Linked DNA regions of Homo sapiens: region 2 is linked to region 1. A link is a loop called in an ENCODE intact Hi-C map of the cell type or tissue named here. Cell type or tissue: HepG2. All regions are shown on one strand. Links, peaks and the distances in the headings refer to the core of each region. The heading gives the core; the rest is flanking DNA.

Region 1 (10,976 bases), core at 3,654-8,653:
AAACTAGAACGCAGGATTAAGAAACTCACTCAAAACCGCTCAACTACATGGAAACTGAACAACCTGCTCCTGAATGACTACTGGGTACATAACGAAATGAAGGCAGAAATAAAGATGTTCTTTGAAACCAACGAGAACAAAGACACAACATACCAGAATCTCTGGGACACATTCAAAGCAGTGTGTAGAGGGAAATTTATAGCACTAAATGCCCACAAGAGAAAGCAGGAAAGATCCAAAATTGACACCCTAACATCACAATTAAAGGAACTACAAAAGCAAGAGCAAACACATTCAAAAGCTAGCAGAAGGCAAAAAATAACTAAAATCAGAGCAGAACTGAAGGAAATAGAGACACAAAAAACCCTTCAAAAAATCAATGAATCCAGGAGCTGGTTTTTGAAAAGATCAACAAAATTGATAGACTGCTAGCAAGACTAATAAAGAAGAAAATAAAGAAGAATCAAATAGACACAATAAAAAATGATAAAGGGGATATCACCACTGATCCCACAGAAATACAAACTACCATCAGAGAATACTACAGACACCTCTATGCAAATAAACTAGAAAATATAGAAGAAATGGATAAATTCCTCAACACATACACCCTCCCAAGACTAAACCAGGAAGAAGTTGAATCTCTGAATAGACCAATAATAGGCTCTGAAATTGTGGCAATAATCAATAGCTTACCAACCAAAAAGAGTCCAGGACCAGATGGACTCACAGCCGAATTCTACCAGAGGTACAAGGAGGAAATGGTACCATTCCTTCTGAAACTATTCCAATCAATAGAAAAAGAGGGAATCCTCCCTAACTCATTTTAAGGCCAGCATCATCCTGATACCAAAGCCGGGCAGAGATACAACCAAAAAAGAGAATTTTAGACCAATATCCTTGATGAACATTGATGCAAAAATCCTCAATAAAATACTGGCAAACTGAATCCAGCAGCACATCAAAAAGCTTATCCACCATGATCAAGTGGGCTTCATCCCTGGGATGCAAGGCTGGTTCAATATACGCAAATCAATAAATGTAATCTAGCATATAAACAGAACCAAAGACAAAAACCACATGATTATCTCAATAGATGCAGAAAAGGCCTTTGACAAAATTCAACAACACTTCATGCTAAAAACTCTCAATAAATTAGGTATTGATGGGACGTATCTCAAAATAATAAGAGCTATCTATGACAAACCCACAGCCAATATCATCCTGAATGGGCAAAAACTGGAAGCATTCCCTTTGAAAACGGGCACAAGACAGGGATGCCCTCTCCCACCACTCCTATTCAACATAGTGTTGGAAGTTCTGGCCAGGGCAATTAGGCAGGAGAAGGAAATAAAGGGTATTCAATTAGGAAAAGAGGAAGTCAAATTGTCCCTGTTTGCAGATGACATGATTGTATATCTAGAAAACCCCGTTGTCTCAGCCCAAAATCTCCTTAAGCTGATAAGCAACTTCAGCAAAGTCTCAGGATACAAAATCAATGTACAAAAATCACAAGTATTCTTATACACCAATAACAGACAAACCGAGAACCAAATCATGAGTGAACTCCCATTCACAATTGCTTCAAAGAGAATAAAATACCTAGGAATCCAACTTACAAGGGATGTGAAGGACCTCTTCAAGGAGAACTACAAATGACTGCTCAATGAAATAAAAGAGGATACAAAGAAATGGAAGAACATTCCATGTTCATGGGTAGGAAGAATCAATATCGTGAAAATGGCCATATGGCCCAAGGTAATTTATAGATTCAATGCCACCCCCATCAAGCTACCAATGACTTTCTTCACAGAATTGGAAAAAACTACTTTAAAGTTCATATGGAACCAAAAAACAGCCCGCATCGCCAAGTCAATGCTAAGCCAAAAGAACAAAGCTGGAGGCATCACGCTACCTGACTTCAAACTATACTACAAGGCTACAGTAACCAAAACAGTATGGTACTGGTACCAAAACAGAGATATAGATCAATGGAACAGAACAGAGCCCTCAGAAATAAGGTCGCATATCTACAACTATCTGATCTTTGACAAACCTGAGAAAAACAAGCAATGGGGAAAGGATTCCCTATTTAATAAATGGTGCTGGGAAAACTGGCTAGTCATGTGTAGAAAGCTGAAACTGGATCCCTTCCTTACACCTTATACAAAAATTAATTCAAGATGGATTAAAGACTTAAATGTTAGACCTAAAACCATAAAAACCCTAGAAGAAAACCTAGGTATCACCATTCAGGACATAGGCATGGGCAAGGACTTCATGTCTAAAACACCAAAAGCAATGGGAACAACAGCCAAAATTAACAAATGGGATCTAATTAAACTAAAGAGCTTCTGCACAGCAAAAGAAACTACCATCAGAGTGAACAGGCAACCTACAAAATGGGAGAAAATTTTCACAACTGACTCATCTGACAAAGGGCTAATATCCAGAATCTACAATGAACTCAAACAAATTTACAAGAAAAAAACAAACAACTCCATCAAAAAGTGGGTGAAGGACATGAACAGACACTTCTCAAAAGAAAACGTTTATGCAGCCAACAGACACATGAAAAAATGCTCACCATCACTGGCCATCAGAGAAATGTAAATCAAAACCACAATGAGATACCATCTCACACCAGTTAGAATGGCAATCATTAACAAGTCAGGAAACAACAGGTGCTGGAGAGGATGTGGAGAAATAGGAACACTTTTACACTGTTGGAGGGACTGTAAACTAGTTCAACCATTGTGGAAGTCAGTGTGGCGATTCCTCAGGCATCTAGAACTAGAAATACCATTTGACCCAGCCATCCCATTACTGGGTATATACCCAAAGGACTATAAATCATGCTGCTATAAAGACACATGCACATGTATGTTTATTGCGGCACTATTGACAATAGCAAAGACTTGGAACCAAGCCAAATGTCCAACAATGATAGACTGGATTAAGAAAATGTGGCACATATACACCATGGAATACTATGCAGCCATAAAAAAGGATGAGTTTATGTCCTTTGTAGGGACATGGATGAAATTGGAAATCATCATTCTCAGTAAACTATCGCAAGGACAAAAAACCAAACACCGCATGTTCTCACTCATAGGTGGGAATTGAACAATGAGAACACATGGACACAGGAAGGAGAACATCACACTCTGGGGACTGTTGTGGGGTGGGGGGAGGGGGGAGGGATAGCATTAGGAGATACACCTAATGCTAAATGACGAGTTAATGGGTGCAGCACGCCAGCCTGGCACATGTATACATATGTAACTAACCTGTACAATGTGCACATGTACCCTAAAACCTAAAGTATAATAATAATAAAATTAAAAAGAAAATTCTTATATAGTTAATACACACTTATACATTTTAAAAGCATAGCCTAAAATATAGGAAATATAGGTTGTATAATATTGCATGTGATTTGGATAAATAATTGAAAAATAAATACATAATGGAAACAAAATAAATATATCACTTTCATGCTTACATATGTGTGGAGACCAGATTGGTAGGGGAGACCCTAACCCAGTGGCACTAGAGGAATTACAAGACACACACAGATATATAGAGGTGTGGAGTGGGAAATCAGGGGTCTCACAGCCTTCAGAGCTGACAGCCTCGAACAGACATTTACCCACATATTTATTGACAGCAAGCCAGTGATAAGCATTGTTTCTATAGATTATAGCTGAACTAAAAGTATTCTTTATGGGAAATAAAGGGATGGGCCGAAATAAAGGGATGGGTTGGGCTAGTTATCTACAGCAGGAGTATGTCCTTAAGGCACAGATCACTCATGCTATTGTTTGTGGTTTAAGAATGCCTTTAAGCAGTTTTCTGCCCTGGGTGGGCTGGGTGTTCCTTGCCCTCATTCCAGTAAACCCACAACCTTCCAGTGTGGGCATCATGGCCACCAATATGTCACAGTGCTGCAGAGATTTTGTTTATGGCCAGTTTTGGGGCCCCTTATGGCCAGAGTTTGGGGGCCTATTCCCAACGCATATGTAAAATGAAGATGAGAATAGAGAATTAATATGATTTGGCTGTGTCTCTATCCAAATCTCATCTTTAATTGTAGCTCACATAATCCTCATGTGTTGTGGGAGGGACCCGGTGGGAGGTAATTGAATCTTGGGGGCGGGTCTTTCCCATGCTGTTCCCATGATAGTGAATAAGTCTCCTGGGATCTGATGGTTTTATAAAGGGCAGTTCCCCTGCACATGTTCTCTTGTCTGCTGCCATGTAAGATATGCCTTTGCTCCTCCTTTGCCATCCGCCATGATTGTGAGGCCTAAAATATTGGTTGTACAATATTGCATGTGATTTGGATAAATAATTGAAAATTAAATACATAATGGCAACAAAATAAATATATCCTCCCCAGCCATGTGGAACTGTGAGTCCATTAAACCTCTTCCCTTTATAATTACCCAGTCTGTGGTAATTAGCAGCATGAGAACAGACTAATACAAGAATTTTTCTTAATATAATCAGAATCAAATGCTAAATCTTAGATATCTGAATATTTAAAGCAAAAGCCTTCTTATCTTATTTGTTGAAATGGTATCTTTACCGTACAATTTTATTTTTATAATTTGACTAGATAAATTAGCACATTGTATACTATTTTTTCAAAATGTTCTTCATTTTCCATTTAATAAGTCCCAGTCTTTCTTAAGCAATAAGAACATTGGAATAAAGATAAGAATAAAGTAGGATTGCAATCCTACCTTTATATTTCCACAAAAGAGGAAGAATAGTTCACATTTATATAAAATTATATTTTCATTGAATTAAGTTAAGAAGAGTTGAGTAATGTCTTCTCTCTGACATACGGGAGTACAACATTCCAGGCCAAAAGTATTGCATTTTAAGCAATTGTCTCTGGAATGCCTGCTTTCCAACAATTAACTTGATTCTAGTGAGAAATACTTGCTTATCTCCCTCCCAATTAATAATTATTGCCCTTGTTTTACTTGCATGTCCCAGGTACTGAAAACCTGAAATGATATATTTGACTCAGGAGGAAAAGATTAACAATAGTTCCCTTCTTAGTAAGTTTTGTTGACGTTATTCTTTATAGATCTCATACGTTTATCATACTAGGATAGCTTTGACATTATCTCTTCTTATTAAGTTTAATACCACTGTCTTATTTACTAAATCTGTTGTTTATCTGTCATACTTTGTGCTTCTATATTTTGGGCTCTATATAGGAAACCAGGGAAGATATAGATGTTCCACATAAAAATCAAATTCACATATGATGCCATCAGCGAAATACCAAAAATGGCTGCTTGGAAGCTGTAAATGCCATACAAATACTCTTATGGCAATGAGGCTAGAAATGGGGAAAGACTGAAAGGCTTCCTCAGTTTGTAAGTCTCTTAATTCAGAATCGCAACCACCCTGTGTGTTTGCAGAGGAAATAGATAGTTTGTAAGCTGCTTCAATTTATTGCTTGAGAACATGTGGAGAAAGGGAATACAGGACATTTGGAAGAGCTCACAACAGTGTTGCTGAAACTCCATTTTAGACTGAGAACTGCTCTTCAACATATTTGTCCTGAAAGTTTGATGGGAAATTCTCTTGTCGCAAGTTGCACTAAACTACCACAAGGGGTTTTTCTTAGCGTTCTTTCATCAGGAACTCTGCGACAAATACTAAAAGCTGCAAAACAGAATGCCAAGCAATACTCTTGAGGGTAAGATATGGTATGTTAAAGCCTCTTGGACTGTTTATAGGTTATTTGGTGAATGTAAATATATCAAACATTACTACACTTTTCCATATGCTATCACTTAATTAACTTTAAAAATATTGCACTTACTTGTTCCTTATTTCATTGTATATGCCAATTTCAAAATATACCACATGAATGTACTCTGTTTTAACTGCAGAAAAGGGGAAAAATATTTTTCAACCAGGCTGGCAAATACAACATAAATGTTTAAAATGTTTATCACAAAGGACATCTTTTACATTTAGAATACTACTCCGCCATCTAGAGGAAAACTAAGAATCTAACACCCAGTGGGGGAAAAATTCAACTAGAATGAATTCTTCATACTTAGAATGTAAAAATTATGGTAAGTAAATAGTGTAAAGGGCCGGGCGCGGTGGCTCATGCCTGTAATCCCAGCACTTTGGGAGGCCAAGGCAGGCAGATCACGAGGTCAGGAGTTTGAGACCAGCATGGCCAGCAAGGTGAAACCCCCTCTCTACTAAAAATATGAAAAATTAGCCGGGCATGGTGGCACGTGCCTGTAGTCCCAGCTACTCGGGAGGCTGAGGCAGAAGAATTGCTTGAACCCGGCAGGTGGAGGTTGCAGTGAGCCGAGATTGTGCCATTGCACTCCAGCCTGGCAGCAGAGTAAGACTGCGTCTCAAAAAAAATTACATATATATATATATTATAGTAAAGTCGCCATCGACAGGAAGATTTTTTACTAACCTTGTTAATGTAGATCATAGAAGTAATAACAATAAAAAGACAATATTTACAAAAATAAATCGACAGACATGCTTAGCAGCAAAACAAGTAAAATGTGAATATATTGATCTTTGCTTCTTTCTGTTATACAGATGATATCTAATCTTCATAAATTGCATCTGAAAATTATTTGCTCTCTTTGTGTCTCATTAATAATAAAATTCTTTGGCTGCAAATCTATGCATTGGAATGCAGTTTCTAACTGCTGATGCCTTTTTCTTTTTAGATGATTGACCTTTATGTTCAATGCTGTAAATACATTAAAACCTACTGGCACTCTCCATACCTCTTTGCATGTATAACAAGAGCAAAAAGCACTGATTGTGCATTCACAGGTCACTTTCATAGAATGTTTAATTTTTAAAAAATATTTCTAATCCAGTATTGCTTTTTCTTAAGGAAGTGAAAGAGGTATTGCTTAAATAATTTTTCTGGGAATAGCAGTTTGCTGATTATATATATATGTAATATATAATCAAGAAATAGAATGTTACATATTATGTAATATATAATATAGCATATTATATATTATATAATATATAATCAAGAAATAGAGAGAAATCTGTCTCTCTCTCTCTCTCTATATATATATATACATATATACAATCTATATATCGTTATGTAGTCCCTTCTATGTCTGTATATATATATGGGGAGGGACTACATAACGATATATAGATTTCAATGCATCACTAACTTTTGTTGTTGCTGCCATTGCTGTTTCTTGCCTATGTTCAGCTTAGCACATTCCCTTTGTGTACAATCTGTGATTTCAGGCACGAAAATAAAGGAAGGTGCATGAAAAAGTCACTTTTCATTATTCTTGAGTGAATTTCTGTTAGAGAACAAGAAAACTCTCAGTAGCTTGTACTGAACCCCTGCTGTCTTTTAAAAGGTCTTCATGCAAATTGGCATTTTTTATATAGGTTACCTTGTGAAGAGAAGCTAATTCGGTGAAGGTCAATTTATCTCAAAGCAAGTGTGAAATGTGTAGTTTGTTGAATTGATCTATTATTTCATTGAATGTTAAAATAAACCACAATTCTGTTCAGGTGAAATCCAAACTCTTAAAATGACCATGACTCATGAATAAAATAAAATATGTACTTTTCAAAATAATTAAATAATGGGATCTACCCAGTCATCAAATAAATGACTTTTTGGAAACTATTAACAAGAAAGAGTACATTGATGTTCTTTGATTCTTTTCACATAAAGAAAAATGTAGGCCAGGAGCGATGGCTCACACCAGTAATTACACCACTTTGGGAGGCTGAAGCGGGAGGGTCAACTGAGGTCAGTAGTTTGAGACCAGCCTGGCCAGCATGGTGAAACCGTGTTATCTATAAAAATACAAAAATTAGCCAGGCATGGTGGCACCTACCTGTAATCCCAGCTACTCAGGAGGCTGAGGCAGGAGAATTGCTTGAACCCAGGAGGCGGAGGTTGCAGTGAACCGAGATCATGCCACTGCACTCCAGCCTGGGCGACAGAGTGAGACTCGGTCTCAAAAAAAAAGAAAAAGAAAAACGTGTTTGTTTTTATTTTCTATTAGTATCTCAGTGCAGTTTCATTGTGCCCTTCTGAATTATTAAGGATTAATATGTAAAATGATCTTCTCTGTCTTTTTAAAAAGCCTCTTTAAATGTAAAATAGAATACAGATGGAAGAAAACTGTAAACAGCAGTCACATGGCTTAGTAAATTCTTATAAATTTTAATAAGGTAAAAACTACAAAATCCAAGAAATATAACAAAGCCACAAACAGTAGAGGCTCCTCATGGGCTCAGATTCAGTCTCAAAACCACCCTTTCCCTCAAGATTAGCCAGCATCCTGACTCTTATATTAGTCATTTCCTTTCATATTATCAACGTTTTATCCTCCAGGTGTGCTTCCCAAATAACAGTTTAGTCTTGCCAACTTTATTTTAATTTTATGTTTCAGTCTTTTCTAATTTACAGATTCCCTTCTGTCCTTTTTATTTCCTTGTAACTTATTTGTTGAAAATCATGTGATGTTTGACATTTAGGTTTTTCTGCAGTCTGGATTTTGCTGATTGCATACTCATTTCAGGATGTTCCTCTGTCATTTATACTTTTTGCAAATTGCCAGTTGGCCCCAGAGTTTTCCTCAGATTCATTTTCAATTCCTTTGGCAAGACTATAGGTATTGTCTTGTTTTATCAAGAAGCACGTCTTGTGGTATAATCAGTGGTTGACCTTCCATGACTAAATCAATTGCTGCTGCCTAGTGAGTAGCAAATGGCAATAGCCAAATTAAAGGTAAAAACACGGTTCAATTACTGCCTGAGTCCACTTGGGCCACTATAACAAATAACCACAAACTAGAAATTTATTTCTCTTACTTCTGGAAGCTGGAATGTCCATGGCCAAGGCAGATTCAGTGTCTGGTCAGAGCCCAATTCCTGGCTCATAGACAGTGCCTTGTTTCTGTGTCCTTACATGGTGGAAGGGATGAGGAATGTCTCTCAGACCTCTTATAAGGGCATGAATCTTACTCACGAGGGGCCCAACCTATTACTTAATCATTGCCCAAAGGCTCCACCTCCTGAAACCATCCAACTTGGGAGTGAGGATTTCAAAACAGAGATTTTGGGGAGACATGAGTATTCAGACCATAGCAACTACTATTTGGTTTCATAGTAATATAACTCCTTTGGAAGGACAGGATAAATCTTTTCCTTTTATATCTTATTTTAAGGATAATGATTTGCTTCCCTATTATTTTCCTAAAATTGTCTAATTATTATTATTAAGAAATTATGACTTTAAACATATTTGATGAATTTAATTTAGTCTTACATATTACCACTTTTGGAGCTCAAATTGTATCATGTTTGCCCAGTGGCAGCCTCTTCAATATGACACCTGAGTCTTTTTGACATAACCTTTAACAATTTAAAAAAGAAAAGGCATGTCTATTACTGGGCACAAAGATTATTTATCTCAATTTTTATTGTTTATATACATAATATGTCTGTAATCCAATAAAGAAATGTATACACACATACACACCATGAATATAAATCATCCACATTCAATAGATATCAAAAGAAGAAGATACATAAAGGGCCCAAATGTTGGAATTACTAGGGAAAAAAATATTTATAAATAACTTTTGCATTATAAAGAATCTAGTGGAAAAGGTATCAAATATGCATAACCAGAGATAGAATATTATAATACACAGAAATGGAAACTATAAAAATGAGATTAATGAAAACGCATGCACGCACACACACAAACATACACACACGCATACATATGTGTAAGAAATGAGAATGTCCTCAGTGGGTTATCAGCAAATTGAACACAGCAGAGAAAAGAATCATTGAATTTGAAGACAATTAGTTAAAAGTTATTCCAGCTGAAATTTTTTAAAAAGTTGGAAAAAGAAACAGAACAAATACATAACTGATCTCAAAGAAATGAAAACTTATTTCCACACAAAATTCTGCTCATGTGGCCAGGCGCAGTGGCTCATGGCTGTAATCCCAGCACTTTGGTAGGCCCAGGCGGATGGATCACCTGCAGTTAGGAGTTCAAGACCAGCCTGACCAAATGGTGAAACCCCATCTCCACTAAAAATACAAAATTAGCTGGGTGTGTGTGCACATACCTTTAATCCCAGCTACTCAGGAGGCAGAGGCAGGAGAATCAATTAAACCTGGGAGGCAGAGGTTGCAGTGAGCCGAGATCGTGCCATTGCACTTCAGCCTGGGCAACAAGAGCGAAAGTCCGTCTCAAAAAAAAAAAAAAAATCTGCTTATGAATATTCATTACAAATCTTATTTGTAATATCCCAAAACTGGTGACAATGATGTGATGGGGACGTTACACCAAAATATGGTACCTGGGCATTTGAGAAAACAGCAGATTCAGGAAGATCACCGTCACCTTCCTCTTGCTCTTCTTTCCTGAAGCAAGTCATAAAATCTTTATTTCAGAGGCACTTTCCCTATGCTTGGAGAAAAAGTAACATCCATATCCTAGAAGACACAGAGACGCCAAGAAGAATCTGAATATACAGGCCTTACAAAATTCCTAGAACTTAGTTTATGACCATTAGATCAGATCCCCATTGTGCAATCGTACTTCTACATGACTGTCTACCCTTCATCAAACTTAACATAAAAATGCGTGGGGTTTTCCGTTTCTTTGGGTCTTCATTTTTGAATGTACCTGTGTTACATAACACATATTAAATAAATGTGTATATTTTTCTGTCATTAATTTATCTTTTGTTATAGACATCTCAGCAGTAAACCTTGAGTTGAGTGAAAAAATAATATTATTTTTTCTCTCCTAAAAACACAAATATCCTTCAATAAATAAATTGTTAAACTCTGGTATATCTATTCAATATCCATCCAATTTAATAATAACCAGGGCCGGGCGCAGTGGCTCACGCCTGTAATCCCAGCACTTTGGGAGGCTGAGGCAG
Region 2 (10,976 bases), core at 3,214-8,213, 100 kb before region 1:
GGAAAATGTAGTTGAAATGACAATGTAATCTATAAAATAGCATTATGTATTCAAACTTAAAATAAGCATGCACAATAATACATTTTCTACAGAAATATGTAAATATAAGGATTTGCACAAAATGGTGAAAATGGAGATAAAAGGAAAAAATCAAACAAGCATATAAACAAATTGATAAATAATAAAAAGCCTTAGGCTGATGGAAATAATGTGTATGTTTGAGGAGTATGATTAACTTAAGCTTTTTCACCTGAGGCTTAACTAGGAAAAGAAGAAAGACTAGAATTTTAGCCTTCAATAGGGCAAATGAAATAGAACTTGAACAGCTGTGGAACTTGAGATAAACCTTAGGTTGCTGCTGTTTTTCTTTCTAGAATGGGAAATATTTGGGTCTCAAATTTCCTCATGACTTTCTATACGAATTGAACTTTTCTATTCACACATAAAGCCAGATCTTTTCTAATTCAAATTTTCTTTTCATTTTAATTCTATACCTCCTGTTTCATTGCATATATCATGAAAGAACAATTTGCACACACAAAAAAATTACTTTGAACTGGGAAAAGTGACAAAAGCAGTTTCCTGAATGAGGCAGCATCACATTTGGGAATTCAACATAGTCTTGTTTCTTCTAGTGTCACACATTTATCATGAGCATAAAGAAAATATTTCATCCATTCATCTATAGTTTTTATAATTTCACACGGAAAAAAGGGTTAAGCAGAAAAGTATTCCAACTACAATTGCATTCAGGACATGAAAATATTTTGTTTTTATGTATACTATACTAGCAACAAATAAAATAAACAGGACTTCAGGAATATGGTATATTTGTCTCTGTCCCTGTAGCTGGCAAACCACAAATTTTCAGACATAGAAAATCAAGTCTTCAGTTTTACCTTCTCATTATTAAAAGTGAGACTATTGGACAGGCATGGTGGCTCATGCCTGTAATCCCAGCACTTTGGGAGGCTGAGGCCCACGGACCACTTGATGCCAGGAATCCGAGAGCGGCCTGGCCAGCATAATGAAACCTCATCTCTATTAAAAATACAAAAAGTTAGCTGGGCATGGTAGTGTACCCCTGTAATCCCAGCTACTTAGGAGGCTGAGGCATGAGAATCGCTTGAACCGGGAGGCAGAGGTTGCAGTGAACCAAGATAGTGCCACTGCACTCCAGCCTGGGGGATAGAGCATGACTCTGTTAAAAAAAAAAGAAGGAAGGAAGGAAGGAAGGAAGGAAAGAAAGAAAGAAAGAAAGAAAGAAAGAAAGAAAGAAAGAAAGAAAGAAAGAAAGAAAGAAAAAAAGAAAGAAAGAAAGAAAGAAAGAAAGAGAAAGAAAGAGAGAAAGAAAAGAAAGAAAGAGAAAGAAAGAGAGAAAGAAAGAGAGAAAGAAAGAAAGAAAGAAAGAAAGAAAGAAAGAAAGAAAGAAAGAAAGAAAAAGAAAGAAAGAAAAAAAGAAGTAAGGCTATCATTCTCAGCATAGCTCTTATTCAGTGAAAGGGGAAAAAATCAAATTTAAAACAAAAATATGACCACATTAAACTAACCAGTTACTGGCTCAACATAATAGCTTCTTGGAGGTAGAATTTTGGAATAAGCAATTGTAAGATAATTTTTTTCAGAGTTAGAGATATTGCTGTGCTCTATAAATAAATTAGTTAACTAGTATGGGAAATTTTCAACATTGAGATATTATTGTTAAAAATTGCCAACCAAGAAGATCAGTATTCCTAATGCTGTATTTTATATTTTAGAGACAACACTCTGCTTATCTAAGGAGAAAATAATAAACGTATTTACAGCACAATTTTATTTTAGGAGTAGCTGTTTTTCTGAAATTAGTCATCTTTTGTGCTGGCTTTATGAAGGCCAGACTGCGGTTGTAGTTAATAATCGGGAATAAAAATAACGCTTCTTCTCCACTGACCTGAGGAGTATTCACACGAAGCCAATTTTTTACACTCATTCCTCTCTTCGATAAAGTTACACAGCATAATGAGAAAGAAGAATGACAAAGGACAGAGCTATACCTATCTTAAAAACATTTGGTAGAAAGTACTACATTTGCTGTTCTGTCATGAGTAAGGTATGATGGCACTGTATGCAAACTAGTATCAACTCTTATTTTCAACGTGTTTAACATGTAGTACCTCATTGTGACTTCACAAAAACTATAGGAGATAGAAAGGAGACATTTCAAATTTTCATTGTATAGATATGGAAACTAATTTCAATAATTTGTGACTTTCTCAGTATTTCAAGAAATAAATCCTAAAATTAAAATTCAATTATATTTCTTCTGTCTCAAGAGACAAACCAGATTCTTTACATATAGTGCATGTCTTGCTATGCATAGTCAATGTAGTATGGCTCTGTGTCTCCACCCAAATCTCATCTCCAGTTGTAATCCCCATAATCTCTACCTGTTGAGGGCAGGACAAGGTGGGAGGTGATGAAATCATGGGAGCAGCTTTCCCCATGCTGTTCTCGTGATAGTGAGTGAGTTCTCATGAGATCTGATGGTCTTAGAAGGCAGTTTTCCCTGTTCTTGCTCACTTTCTCTGTCGCCTGCCACCATGTAAGACGTGCCTCTTCCCTTTTTGCTGTGATTGTAAGTTTCCTGAAGCTTCCTTAGCCATGCAGAACTGTTAGTCAATTAAACCTCTTTTCTTTATAAATAACCCAGTTTCAGTTATGGTATATCTTTATAACAGTGTGAAAATGAACTAATACAATAGTCTTATGTTTAAATTAGTCATTGTGAAATGACAACAAATAATGAAAAAGTGTAAAAAGATATAGGTAAGAACAGTAATTTGCTAAAATACATGAGATAACACACAATTGAAATTAGACTTGATTATGAGGGCATGGAGGATCACAGCAGAATTTAAAGCATAAGAAATATGTAAAAGCTATATTTTAGGAAGCATAATCTGGCAGAAACATATCAAACGGGTTGAAATGTAAAGGCCTTAAAATCAGAGAGAACAAGAAACTAACGCAATCATCCTGGTGTGAGATAAGAGTCTACCTTAGGGTTAAGGCAGATCAATTAATGAGAGAGAAACAAAATCCAGACATATTTTAATTAAAAGCATGATGAAATCAGGGACTTGACGTAAGTAGGGTAAAAAAATGAGGCAGGGATAAAATTATAGGTGAAAATATTATATTCAATTACTTTTAATGATAGGGCAATATTCTTAAAATAATGCTTTAGTTATATTTAAAAATGCTCATTTTTAAACTTTTCATCCAAAGGAGAGATGGGCTGATAATAAGTGACTCCATTCAAAAGGCATTTTTCCTAATCAAAGAGATGAGCATGTAAAATAACTATAAGTGGAATTTCATTAACATGAAACAGAGCAAAAAAAGAAGAGCCTTTTGGCAAATAAAGCATGCTCACTAGTGAGCATAGCAGTAGCCCACTAGTCAGTTCCTGCTTCTGTAAACAAGTTTTTTTATTTAAGAAAGAGAAAATAAAATCATACGTTTAATAAACAAATATGCCACTTAATACTTGGAGAAGGTTAATTTTCCTTGAATTAATCTGTGACTGAGTTTCCCGCATGTTGATATTCAGTATGCATAGTTATTTTTTTAATTGTCTAAAACATGTAAAATAAATTACCATTTTAACCACCTCAGAGTGTAAAATTCAGTTATGTAACCATCATTACCATCTAATTCAAGAAACTTTTGATATGGTTTGGCTGCATCCCAACCCAAATCTCATATTGAATTCCCTTGTGTTTAGGGAGGGACCCAGTAGGAGGTAATTGAATCATGGGGCAGGCCTTTCCCCTGCTGTTCTCCTGATAGTGAATAAGCCTCATGAGATCTGATAATTTTATAAGGGGGAGTTCCCCTGCACAATCTCTGTCTTTGCCTGTCTCCATCCATGTAAGATGTGACTTGCTCCTCCTTGTCTTCTACCATGATTGTGAGGCTTACCCAGCCATGTGGAACTGTAAGTCCATTAAACCACCTTTTTCCCCAGTCTTGGGTATGTCTTTATCAGCAGTGTGAAAATGGACTAATACAGTAAATTGGTACCAGTATAGTAGGGCGTTACTGAAAAGATACCCAAAAATGTGGAAGCAACTTTGGAACTGGATAACAGGCAGAGGTTGGAACAAATTGGAGGGCTCAGAAGAAGACAGGAACATGTGGGAAAGTCTGGAATTTCCTAGAGACTTGTTGAATGACTTTGCCCAAAATACTGATGGTGACATGAACAATGACGTCCAGGCTGAGGTGGTCTCAGATGGAGATGAGGAACTTGTTGGGAACTGGAGCGAAGGAGACTCCTGTTAGGTTTTAGCAAAGAGACTGGAGGCATTTTGCCCCTTCCCTGGAGATCTGTGGAACTTTGAACTTGAGAGAGATTATTTGGGATATCTGGAAGAGGAAATTTCAAAGCAGCAAAGCATTCAAGAGGTGACTTGCGTGCTGTTAAAGGCATTTAGTTTTGTAAGGGAAAGAGAGCATAAAAGCCCGGAAAATTTGCAGCCTGACAATTTAATAGAAAAGAAAATCCCATTTTCTGAATAGAAATTCAAGCCAGCTGCAGAACTTTTCATAAGTAACGAGGAGCCCACTGTTAATCACCAAGACAATGAGGAAAATATCTCCAGGACATGTCAGAGGTCTTCAAGGCATCTCCTCCCATCACAGGCCCAGAGGCCTAGGAGGAAAACATGGTTTCATGGGCCAGGCCCAGGGTCCCTTAGCTGTGTGCAGCCTAGGGACAGGGTGACCTGCATCCCAGCTGCTCTAGCCATGGTTGAAAGAGGCCAACATAGAGCTTTGGCTGTGGCTTCAGAGGGTGCAAGCCACAAGCCTTGACAGCTTCCATGTAGTGTTGAGCCTGGGAGTGCACAGAAGTCAATAATTGGGGTTTGGGAACTTCTGCCTAGATTTCAGAAGATGTATGGAACTGCCTGGATGCTCAGGCAGAAATTTGCTGCAGGGGTGAGGCCCTCATTGAAAACCCCTGCTAGGACCGTGCAGAAGGGAAATGTGGGATCGTTGCCCCCACACAGAGTTCCTACTGGGGCACCACCTAGTGGAGCTGTGAGAAGAGGGCCACCCTCCTCCAGACCCCAGAATGGTAGATCTACTGACAGCTGGTACCATTCACCTGGAAAAGTCGCAGACACTGAACGCCAGCCTGTGAAAACAGCTGAGAGGGAGGCTGTACCCTGCAATGCCACAGGGAGGGAGCTGCCTAAGACCATAGGAACCCACTTCTTGCATCAGTGGACCTTGATGTGAGACATAGAGTCAAAGGAGATCATTTTGGAGATTTAAGATTTGACTGCCCTGCTGGATTTCAGACTTCCATGGGGCTTGTAGTCCTTTAGTTTTGGCCAATTTCTCCCTTTTGGAATGGCTGTATTTACCCAATGCCTGTACCCTCATTGTATCTAGGAAGTAACTAACTTGCTGTTGATTTTACCAGCTCATAGGCACAAGGGACTTGCCTTGTCTCAGATGAGACTTTGGACTTTGGACTTTTGAGTTAATGATGAAATGAGTTAAGACTCTGGGGGACTGTTGGGAAGGTATGATTGGTTTTGAAATGTGAGGACATGAGGTTTGAGAGAGGCCGGGGTAGAATGATAGGGTTTGGCTGTGTCCCCATCCACATCTCATCTTGGCAAACATCACTCACTCCCAGGCAAATGTTTATCTGCTTGCAGTCCCTATGGATTTGCTAATTCTGGATATTTGACATAAAAGAAACTGTACAGTATGTGGTCTTTTGTGTCTGGCTTTTTTCACTTACGATAATGTTCTCAAGGTTCACCCACGTTGTAACTTGTATTAGTACTTTATTCTCTTTGTGGAAAAATAATATTCCATTGTATAGATATGGCATCATTTCTTTATCCATTTACCAACTGATCAACATTCAGGGTGTTTTCACCTTTTAGCTATGATGATAGCACTGCTATGAACATTTGTTAAGGCGTTTATGTTTGAATCCCTATTTTCAATTTGGAGGATATATATTTAGAAGTGGAGTTGCTGGTTCATGGTAATTCTACGTTTAACTTATTGTGGAGCCAGTGAACTCTTTTTCACAGTAGCTTCACCATTGTATAGTCCCAAAAACAATGTATGAGGGTTTCAATTTTTCCACGTCTTTGCCAACACTTGTTATTTTTCATTTTTTGTTTGTTACAGCCATTTTACTGCATATACAGTGGTATATTTCTGTGGTTTTGATTTGTGTTTCCCTAATAATGACATTGAGAATCCTCTGTTGGCCATTTGTGTATGTTCTTTGGAGAAATGACTATTCAAGATTTGCTCATTTTTATTAGATTATTTGTTTTGAGTTATATGAATATTTATATACTCTGGTTACAAAACTTGTATTAGATGCATGATATGCAAATTTTTTTCTATTTTGTACAGTGGTCTTTTCATTCTCTTTTCTCTCTTTTTTTTTTTTTTTTTTTTTTTGGTGACAGGGTCTTGCTCTGTCACACAGATTGGAGTGCAGTGATGCAATCATGGCTCACTGAAGCCTTCAACTCCTGTGCTTAAGCAATCCTCCTGCCTCAGCTTCCCAGGTAGCTGGGACTACAGTCATGAATCCCCGCACCTGGCTAATTTTCTTTTCTTTTTTTTTTTTTTTTTTTTTGGTTTTTGGTGGAAACGGGGTCTTGCTATGTTCCCCAGGCTGGTCTCCAATTCCTGGGCTTAAGTGATCCTCCCACCTCAGCCTCACAAAATGCTAATTACAAGTGTGAGCTACTGTGCCCAGCCTTTTCATTCTCTTCATGTGTCCTTCAATGCACAATTTTTTAAAGTTTTGATGAAGTCCAATTTTCTCTCTTTTGTTGTGTGTGGGTTTGTTATCACATTTAAGAAATCATTACCAAATTCAAGATCAAGAAGATCCACTCTTATCTTTTCTCTAAAAGTTGTGTTGTTTTAGCTCTTCTATTTAGTTTGTCTATCCTTTTTGAATTAATTTTTGTATGTGGTGTGAAATAAGGGTCCAACTTTCATTTTTTTTGCCTGTAGATATCCAGTTTTCCCTGCACCACTTGTTAGTCTATTCTTTCCTTGGTGAGTACTCACAGCATCTTATTGAAAATCAATTGACCATAGATGTATTTATAATAATAATACTTCTAAAAACAAAATAATAGATGTATTTATTTCTGAACTCTGAATTGTGTTACATTGATCTGTATGTCTATCCTTATGCCAGTACCACCTCATTTTGATTAATGTGGCTTTATGTAGGTTTTGAAATTGAGAAGTGTGAGTCCTTCAACTCTATTCTTTTTGGAGATCATTTTGACGGTTCAGAGTCCCTATAAATTTAAGAATTAGCTTTTCCATTTCTGCAAATTGACATTGAAATTTAAATAGGACTTGTATTCCATCTGTTGATCATTTGAGGGAATATTGTCATATTAAAAATATAAAGTATTCTAAAACATGAACATAGAATGTCTTCCCACTTATTTGGCTATTTTAAAATTTCTTTAACCAGTGTTTTGTAGTTTTCAGTGTCTAAGTCTGATGGCTTTTAGCATTTATTCCTATTTTATTCTTTTGGATGCAGTTGTAAATGAAATTATTTCCCTAATGCCTTTTTTGCTTGTTCATTGCTGGTATATAGAAATAAACCTCATTTCTGGTGTTGTACTTGTATTCTGTAACTTTGCTGAATGTATTAGTGCCCATAGCTTCTTATGAATTCTTTAGGATTTTCTGTGTATAAAGTCATGTTATTATTAATACAGTTTTACTTTTTATTTTTCAATTTGAATGCCTTTTTTTTTTTCTGAGATAGAGCTCCCTCTGGCACCCAGGCTGGAGTGCAGTGGTGCAATCTCTCACTGCAGCCTCGAAATCCTGGGCTCAAGCAATCCCCCAACCTATGCCTTCTGAGTAACTGGGAACATAGACATGCACCACCATACCTGGGTAATTTTTTGGATATTTTATAATTACAGGGTTTCACCATGTTGCCCAAGCTGATCTCGAACTCCTGAGCTTAAGTAATCTGCCCACTTCAGCCTTTCAAAATGCTGGGATTGCAGGCATGAGGCACTGCACCCAGCCATGATTGCTTTTTACATGTTGAATCTCTCTTGCATTCCTGGGATAAATACTATTTGTTCATGGTGTATAATCTTTTAAAATATGCTGCTGGATTTGTTTCCTAGTGTTTTACTGAGGATTTTAAAAGATTCAACTTTTGTTTAGATTCAGAGGGTATATGTGCAGGTTTGTTACATGGGTATATTGTGTGATGCTGGGGTTTGGGATATGGATAATCCCATCACCCAGGTAGTGAGCATAGTACCCAATAGGTAGTTTTTCAGCCCACTCCCCACCTCTTTCCTTTCCCTTTCTAGTAGCCCTAAGTTTCTATTATTACAATCTCTATGTCCTTGTGTACTCAAAGTTTAGCTCCCACTTGTGTGAGAACATGTGGTATTTGGTTTTCTGTTCCTGTGTTAATTCACTTAGGATAATGGCCCCCAGCTGCATCCACATTGCCACAAAGTACATGATTTCATTCTTTTTTAATGGCTGCATAGTGTCCCATAGGGTATCTATATCACATTTTCTTTATTCAATCCACCATTGATGGGCACCTAGGTTAATCCCATGTCTTTATTATTGTGAATAGGACTGCAATTAATATATGAGCGCATTCATCTTTTTTGTTGAATGATGTATTTTCCTTTGGGTATATATCAAGTAATGGGATTGCTGGATTAAATGGTAAAGAATTTTTGTTTCTATATTCATAAGGAAAACTGGTGTGTAATTTTGTTTTACAGTACTATAGTATTATGTCTGGGTTTCTTAACAGAGTAATGCTAAACTGAGGGAATGAGCTTGAAAATGTTCTCTTATGTTTTTGGAATAGTTTAAGAATGATCGGTATGTGTGCCTTTGTAAATTGCTTGGTAGAATTAATCAACAAAGCATATAGTCCTCAGAACTTCTTTGTTATGAGGTCAGGAACAGATGTTAAGTTGGTTCATTTTAATGGTGGAGGTAGGGGCTACCAGCCTAGAAATGCACGGAGACATTGAAAGATTAAAACTCATGGAAGTGGATTCCTGCCTGGTGTCTCCAAAAGGAACATAGCCTTGTGGATCCATTTTAGATTCTGACTGCCGGAGCTACTTGAGAATAAATTTGTGTTGTTTTAAGCCACCATGTCTGTAGTAGAATGTTATAACATCATTAAGGAACGAATACAGCAGATATTCAATTATATTTCAAAATCATGAATTTCACTGCACAATTTAGCCAATGATTTCTAGTACAATCGTGTGTCACCTAATGACAGGGAAATACTCTGAGAAATAAGTCATTAGGTTATTTTGTTGTTGTGTGGACATCATAGAGTGTACTTACAGAAACCTAGATGGTATTGCCTACTCCACTCCCAGGCTATATGGTAGAGCCTATTGCTCCTGGGCTACAAACCTGTAAAGCATGTTTCTATACTGAATACCATACACAATTGTATCACAATGGTAAGGATTTGTATATCTAAACATAGAAAAGATACAGTAAAAATAAATATTATATTCTCTTATGGGATCACCAGCCTATATGCAGTTCACTGTTGATCTAAATGTCATTCTCAGCGCATGACTCTATATTTTCATTAGGATTTTGGACCTAGTCATATCCCTGTCTTCTGTGAGCTATGAAACTACTTTTCTCTTCAATATTGTTTATGACTCTTTTCAAGGTTTATATCCTGAGTTGTCCCTTTTTCACAGTTATATATGCAAAGTATTAGCAGGTTATATTAGTCTGTTCTCACACTGCTGTAAAGAAATACCTCACACTGGGTAATTTATTTAAAAAAGAGGTTTAATTGGCTCAAGGTTCTGAAGACTGTGTAGGAATCATAGCGGCTTCTGCTTCTGGGGAGGCCTCAGGAAATTCACAATCATGGTGGAAGGAGAAGTGAAAGCAGGCAGGGAAGGGAGAGAGGAGGGAAGTGCCACACACTTTTAAACAACCAGGTATCATGAGAAACTCTATCATGAGAATATCACCAAAGGGGTAATTTGCCCTCATGATTTAATCACCTCCCACCAGGACTCACCTCCAACACTAAGGATTACATTCTGACATGAAATTTGAGTAGGGACATAGATCCAAACAATATCACAGATATATGTATAAATATCATATTATGTTCTCTGAAAAGCTATATTTATTTGAGATAAAGCAGCGTAGATACTGCCGCATAGAATCTATTTACATAATGTTGCATTATGTTCTGTATCTATCAATGTTAAACTGAAATTATATATATTATAAATTTGTTCATTTTCTATTTGCATTGGGAAATTTAGTTTATAATCAGAAAAATGCTTCATTAGAATTTAAAGAAGGCAATTGGTTTTGTCTGATTTGTTTACAGATATATTCTCACTAATTAAAGTAGTTCGTGGAATATAGTAGACACTTCAAGTTATATATTAAATGAGTATTGCATATATATGTACACATGGTATATTACTCATAATATATAAATTTCTACTTCTGAGCTTTTATAATTATAACCTCTTGCATAATAGAGTAATTATCATAAGCAACTTAAATATCTTAAACTGTATTATGGTTTTTAACCAAAACTCGTGTAATTTTATATGAATTTATTATAATTACTATCTATTTTGTTGTATTAAATTATAATTTATTTAAACAGAAGTAGAACATTGTTTTTTAAAGTAATATAAGTGGCAAAGTTAGATCCATAGTTAGATCTTACAATTATATTTTAATGGTAATTGCTTTTAAAAGCTGATATTAATCTATAGGAACAATATAATTCCAATAGGTTGACCTTTTAGGGAAATGTTTCAATTGAATAAACTCATCTGGGAGTACACATTTATTATAAAATGTTTCATATGATTTGCAAAACTAACATCATTTATATAGCAAGTTAA

The links. Peaks named below come from ENCODE experiments on the same cell type or tissue, not always from the same donor. Only the 100,000 strongest peaks of a DNase experiment are listed, where the experiment ranks them.
Region 2: it touches region 1 in a loop (2.9-fold over the local background); 6 of 110 quality-filtered maps call a loop at or near these places.

The regions. Positions count from the first base shown.
Region 1 is chr13:81,056,459-81,067,434 of GRCh38, reverse strand. No RefSeq gene overlaps it. Among named protein-coding and RNA genes, the nearest start is that of LINC00377, 44 kb to the right of the region's middle. In HepG2, for the core only: a CTCF peak has its summit at 6,019 (motif pointing left); no DNase peak of the experiment used is centred there.
Region 2 is chr13:81,158,569-81,169,544 of GRCh38, reverse strand. No RefSeq gene overlaps it. Among named protein-coding and RNA genes, the nearest start is that of LINC00564, 63 kb to the left of the region's middle. In HepG2, for the core only: no CTCF peak of the experiment used is centred there; a DNase peak (open chromatin) is centred at 5,524.